2 separate regions of the Homo sapiens genome follow, and region 1 is linked to region 2. A link is a contact called in ENCODE Hi-C or POLR2A ChIA-PET data. All regions are on one chromosome and are shown on one strand. The core of a region is the stretch at or near the end of the contact, and the rest is flanking DNA. Distances in the headings are between cores, read along the strand shown.

What was found. Hi-C counts contacts between places; a loop is a spot of excess contacts on that map. ChIA-PET counts read pairs that join two places held with the same protein, here RNA polymerase II (POLR2A). Pooled maps may share reads with other maps.
Region 1: a pooled map shows a loop between it and region 2 (5-fold over the local background). The contact joins the promoter of RND2 here to the promoter of AOC2 in region 2. A Hi-C loop is called at or near these places in 5 of 50 pooled maps. POLR2A ChIA-PET finds 5 or more read pairs at or near these places in 4 of 52 experiments (A549, MCF 10A, activated T-cell and 1 more).

Annotation. Positions count from the first base shown.
Region 1 is chr17:43,023,536-43,026,831 of GRCh38, reverse strand. RND2 (Rho family GTPase 2) reads right to left here and starts at 1,601. Exons shown (of 5, transcript NM_005440.5): 1 at 1,383-1,601; 2 at 785-872. The coding sequence starts at 1,484. RefSeq lists a silencer at 1,638-1,777.
Region 2 is chr17:42,842,623-42,845,885 of GRCh38, reverse strand. AOC2 (amine oxidase copper containing 2) reads right to left here and starts at 1,306. Exons shown (of 4, transcript NM_009590.4): 1 at 1-1,306. The coding sequence starts at 1,259. PSME3 (proteasome activator subunit 3) reads right to left here. Exons shown (of 11, transcript NM_005789.4): 11 at 2,126-3,263.

The DNA.
Region 1 (3,296 bases), core at 352-2,851, 180 kb before region 2:
AACTCTTGTAAAAATAAAAACCCTCCTTATGTTGGGAGGAGGAAAAGAGCAGTGGCAGGGAGAGCACTCTCCCATTCTCCTGGGACTTGACCTCAGATTTATCTAGTTCAATGGAGAGAAACAGCCTCCTGACCACCCCTCACTCAAGACATTCTAAATGTCTTTTCTGCTTTTTTATTTTTTGAGATGGAGTCTCGCTCTATCGCTCAGGCTGGAGTGCAGCGGCATGATCTCGGCTCACTGCAGCCTCCGCCTCCCAGGTTCCAGCGATTCTCTTGCCTCAGCCTCCTGGTAGCTGAGATTACAGGCACGTGCCACACGCCCGATTAATTTTTGTATTTTTAGTAGAGACGGAGTTTCAACCATGTTGGCCAGGCTGGTCTCAAACTCCTGACCTCAGGTGATCCCCCCACCCCAGCCTCCCAAAGTGCTAGGATTACAGGCGTGAGCCACCGTGCCTGGCCTCTAAATGTCTTTTCTAAACCCAGTCTTATCTCTGAAGGAACATGTTCCAAATTAAAAGCCATTCCTTCCCAACTTTCCCAGGTAGGCAGGACCCAGCTGAGGGGCTCAGATCCTAGGCTTTCTCCTTCAGGACATGGTTTCTGTCAGGCTCTGCAAGTTCTACCTCAGTTTCCCTGGATTTTAGCAGAATATTGATTTTTCCCTTCCTGTTGGAATTGGATGGATGGGCTGGGCTTACCTGGAACCTAAGGGTCTAACCAAGGGAGGGGACAGAGTGGGCCGCCTTGGAAGTCAGGGTGACCCCCAGGGACTTGGCTACCTGAAGTGTCCCACATGTTGAGCTCAATGCGGCGCTTGTCGATCTCAAAGCTCGCAGTGTAGTTCTCAAACACGGTGGGGACATAACTCTGCAGACACGGATGGATCCAGATGAGATCATCTCTCCAAGTCCTCACCCCAGATAAATGCCCTCCTCACTCCCACACCCCGTCCAGCCCAGCCCCTGGACACAAGTTGGTCTGGGATTGGGCAAAGGGGAGATCCCGGGAGCTCCTGCCCCCCCCCCCCCCCCCCCGGAGAATCTCTGCTAAGCTCCCAGACCTCCTCCTGTTCCCTTCTGGTCCCTTCAGCCCCCTAGTTCTTCCCCTCTCCATTGCCCAGGACCTCCGACATTCCCCTCGCCCTCCCTCCCGGATGCTCTGGTTCTCCCAAACCCCATCTATCTCACCCTGCTCCCTAATTCCTCCCACCCCAATCCTCTGCAGTCCTTCCTGAGCCCTCAAGGCCTCCCCGCGTCCTCCGACCCCCTGTCTCTTGTCCCTGGTTACCCGAGTACCCATTCCCATCCGTCGCCAGGGCCCCTGTCACCCACCCCCCAGCAGCCTTAGCGTCCCCCTCCCAAGACGCAGGTCCCTCACCCCGGGATAGGCGTCCTTGGCGAACACCTGCAGCAGCGCCGTCTTGCCGCACTCTGCGTCTCCCACCACCACGATCTTGCAGCGGCCGCTCTGCCCCTCCATGGTCCCGGCTACGCGCCGGTCCCCCACGCCACCCCTCTCCCGGGCCCCGCCGCCGCCTCCCCCGCCCCTGCAACTGCAGCCGCTCGGGCCGCCAACACCGGCATCTCGCGGGCCCGCGCCGAGCCCCCGCCCCGGGTCCGCGGCCCCCCCTCCGCCCCGCCCCCAGCCAGGCGGCCGCGCCCCCCCGGCCCCTCCTCCCACCCCCGCAGCCGGGGGGCGGGGCCCAGAAGATCTGGGCGGAGCCCTGGGAACAGAGGCCTCAGAGCCGGGGTCCAGCCCGCCGGTGTGGTCTGAGGGGCCCCTGCCGGTTTGGGACAGGCCGAACTGGGCTTATTTGACTTTCTCGGATATAAGGGCAGGTCAGAGTTCAAGCGAAGTTCTTAGGGGTAGAATATGAGCGGCACAAGCGCGAAGCTCGGGCCTGCTGTGTACCCACGCGTGCACGCAGGTGTACCAGTGCGGACAAGAGCTGGGGCAGCCATCCACTTCCTGAACACGGCGGGAGAGAGATGCTAAGGGGAAGGAGGGAGCCTCTTTGGTTTTCTCTCCCGCGTCCGCCTATGTCCTGGCAGGGGGTCTTGGGGAAATGGGAGGGTGAACCCCAGCACACCCACCCGGACGGTGGTGACATCATAGCTTTCCGTCCCCATGGCAACGGGCAGCCGGGTCTCCGGTTACATTGACTTAACCGCCGGCCTAGACTAGCAGAGAAGCGTGGACTGAGTTCCTCCAGCCAAGCACTGGGTGGAAAGTTTTGGGGGAGCTGCGTCCTCTGGTGGATGCTTGGGGACAAGGAGATAAGGAAGAGAAAGAACCAACCGCCAGAGTTGCTCTGCTGGAGCCAGAGCTAAACCCAAAAGTCAGGCTTGATTAAGAGTCTGACAATAGGCCGGGCGCGGTGGCTCACGCCTGTAATACCAGCACTTTGGGAGGCCGAGGCGGGCGGATCAAGAGGTCAGGAGATCGAGACTATCATCCTGGCTAACACGGTGAAACCCGCACGGTGGGCGCCTGTAATCCCAGCTACTCAGGAGGCTGAGGCAGGAGAATGGCGTGAACCCGGGAGGCGGAGCTTGCAGTGAGCCGAGATTGCCTCACTGCACTCCAGCTTGTGCAATAGAGTTTCGAAAAAAAAAAAGTGCTTTTTTATATCGAGGCAATTCGAGTCAATAATATATGCTGCAAATAATTCTGTAAAGATAACTAGAAGCTGGGCGCGGTGGCTCACGCCTGTAAACTCAGCACTTTGGGAGGCCAAGGCTTGCTTGCGTGCAGGAGTTTGAGGCCATCCTGGGCAACATTAGCGAGACCCTCTCTCTAGAAAAAAAAATCAAAACTTAGCTAGGTTTGGCCACTCTAGGCACGCTGCCTATGGGGTAGCCCTGCTCTGCAAAGAGCAGTAAAACATAAAGTTAGCCGGGCGTGGTGACACATGCCTGTGGTCCCAGCTATTCAGGAGGCTGAGGTGGGAGGATTGCTTGAAGCCGGGAGTTTGAGGCTGTAGGGAGCTGTGATCGCCCCACCTCGCTCAGCCTGGGTGACAGAGTGAGACCCTGTATCAAAAAAATAAAAATATAAATATAACTAGAGCACGCAGCATCATCACTATGTTACAGAAGGGAAAATGAGGAACAGAACGTTAACACCAAAGTCAGAAAGTTTTAAAGGCTTGGTCTCCATGCTTCTACTTTGCCACTGCAAGACCACAGTGAATTAAGTCTCATCCCTGCCTGGGTTAGATGTCAGAGCCTGAGACACAATGTAGTTGGACTCCAGTCCACAGGTGGCTGACTCCAAATCTGATATGAGTTA
Region 2 (3,263 bases), core at 57-2,556:
GGAAGCAGCTGGACTGCCCCTTTGCCCACTAATATATGGATGTCCACCATCGTGGCTTGATAGGGGCAGTCCACTCCCCGCACCAAGCCTCGGCTGTTACGGCCGAGTCCAAAGCTGCTATCCAAATAGCGAGTCAGCATCGTCTTGGGTGAATCGGCACCATAGATAGATACACACTCCTGGACACTGACTTCATAGGCTATTCGCTCACCCTGGAACCGAACATCAAAAATCCTCAGGCCGCTGAACACCCCATGGCCAAAGGTAAATGACCAGAGGGAGGATACCACCAGGTTTCCTTGCACACTGTACTGGGAACCCTGGGGCGAGAACTGAAGAGGGGGAAGAGGACCTGGAGAGTTCCGAGACCTCAGGGATGAAGCTCCATTTGGTGGAGGTAGAGGGACTCTAACCACTTCCAACCGGCCAGACTTAAACTCCCGTTCCAACTGGCCCAAGTCTGCATAGTAGTGCCCAAGGTAGAAGACCTGCTGGACAGTCCAGTGGGCAGGGTCCAGGGCCCTGTGGTCCAGTAGTAGCTCCAGCCCCACGGGGTGAAGGAAAAGACCAACCCCTGAGATGTTATGGTAGAGGGCCATCCAGGTAGCTCGGTCCCCTGAGCGCAAGCCCCGAGGGGTGGCATGCACAGCTGCCAGGGTAGAGCCATTGTAGTTGAAGGTGGACGACAGGAAGATGGGTGCCTTGGGTAGCTCCACCTCTTTCAGATGCCTCCACATCTGTGTAAACTCAGCTCTCAGCACCGGGCGACGGTGATAGGGCAGGGGCCCGCCGTGACGCTCCACAGTCACATCCCGCATGTACGAGGGGTGAGGCAGCGGCCCCACCACCAGCTCACTCACATTGGGTTGGGGTTGTCCACCAAAGAGGACGATGGCCAGTGCCTCCCGGGCAGGTGGGGGGCTCCCCCTGTCCAGGTGGGCCAGGGCTGCAGCCTTGGGGGGCAGCTGCAGCTCCACTGAGAAGATGCAGTTGTCCGAGGGCTGAGCCTGGGCTGCGTCCACCAGCCCTGGCCCCAGCCGCTGGGTCAGAAAGCGCATCACAGCTGTCAACTCCTCTCGGCTCAGGTCTGCAAACAGCTGGCTCTGGCCAGGGTGTGGCCAGGGCTGGGCCCTATGGGATACAGAGGGGCAGTGGGGAGGCTGGCTGGAACCACCTGGGCTGGTCAGCAAAACATAGGCCAGGGCAAAGATGGTAATGAGGGACAGTGCCAGGAACGCCAGGACTATCTTGAGATGCATGGTGGATGCTGAGAGCTGAAATCAGAATTCTAACAGCTGCTCCTTCCAGTTACTGACATCAAGTCGGGGTTTATATTCGCTAGGATGGATAGGAAGGGAGAAAACTCCACCCCATGGGTTGGGCAGGAAATTTCTGACCTTGATTTATGTAATTCTGTTCCAATTTTCTGTCCTGTGGTTTGGCCCAGGGCACTGCTTCCACATGCATAGCCTCTTCCTTGCCCCTGAACTCCCACTGGTAGCAGTCAGTACCAACTACTGATTTCCATCATTTAGACCAGATGAAAGGGAATCTGGGTTAACGATGCTAACCTCCAGTTTCCACCTGGAATGGGTCTCAGGAAGAGTACAAACCTCAGATGCCCAATTAAGTTCTGCAGCCTGCATGCAAGCACTAAGCTGTCCATTTTCCTACCTCCTGGCAGGAACTGCATCCCAACAGCTCCAGGATTCACTGCCATGTTCAGCAGTAAGCACTGAATTCTACTTGTTGCCTAATGCCAAGCCCTTGATTTGTAGTCAGGCCATTTCCAACCAGTGGAGTGGCTGAGGGCCTGGGCTTAGTAATCAGGTTTGTCCACCAATCCCAGTTCCCTCAGCTGTGTAACCTTAGCGGAAATACTTATCCTGAGTCTCAGTGTCCTCATCTGTAACAAATAGATACAACTATCCTATAGATTCCTGAAGATTAAATGTGATCATGCACATTAGGTACTTAACAGCCTGGCACAGGGGAGGCACTCACAAACCGCTAGCTTTTGGTAGTCATCTCTGAAACAGAACAGAGCAGCTGCTCCTCCATTGTTCAAGACCTTAAACTCTTTTTACAGAGACAACGAGGGGATCATTGGAAACCAGAAGGCTACTTGCAAGGTGGAAGATGAGGAAACTTTATTTCAGAGGGAGATAGATTCCTAGGCAGCCCTCCAAGTAATTTGAAAACCAAAACTAGGAGTCTCCTCAAGAAACTGAAGACATTATTCAGGAAGAATTAGTATAAGGTAAAGAAAATGACTGGGTAGGACGCGCCTTGAACCAGTTCATTCCTTACACATGGAACGATAGCAGCCTCTACTGGCAGTTCATGGGTATCACTCGGGAAGGAAGGAACTAGGATCTTCTGAAAGTAGGGAGAGAAGGCAGCTTAGGTCTGGGAAGAGCTAACTTTCCCATAATTCAGACTGAACACAAATGAAGCACCCAACCTTGCTCAGTAGGCAGAAGCCTCAGTCTTTCCACTATACTGGGGAAAAGATTCAGCTCAACTGGCATAAGGACACACAACAGGGTGGCTAGGTGTCCATGGAGGTGGGTGTCCAAGCGTGCACACATATGAGCATGAGTACATCCCTAGCCACCAGAGCATTGCACCAGGGTCTGCGGCTTTAGAAAGAGGTCAAAGTACCTGTATTTTTAATAATTTCTTGACATGGTAAAAGAATTTTACATTACGATCCATGGGTGATAGGGTGAGGAGGAGGGGCAGTGGAACAGTCCAACAAACGAAACGGGAAACTGAGAAACACATGGAGGGAAGGGGGAAGGGTTTTAGCTGGAAGGGATCTGGAGGGTGGGTGGGAGCACTGCCCAACTAAAATGCAATTGGTTTGTTACTGAGTACTATTCGTGGGAAGACAGCATCCTGACTCCCTCTCTACAGAATATTGGGAGTAAAAATGATGCATCCCCGGTGGAAATATTATTGGGGGTTGGAAGACAGAGACAGGAAAAATAAGTCAGAAACAGACACTAAGAGTCACTGGCAGGCTGACTGCAGGTATCAACTCTCCAGCCGTGGTAGAATAAAAGAGCTAGGGGCTGAAGGGGATTAACACAAAAGCTGTTAACAATTAAGTGATATCTCTGGAAGATTCGAGAGACAGGAGGCAACTCTTCTATAGTTTTGACTTGCCCAGCACATTTCCACATACACAAATGTGTATATGCACGTGTGTGCATGCACATACACATACACACCAATGATTGCTTTCCCCGGAAGCCCGA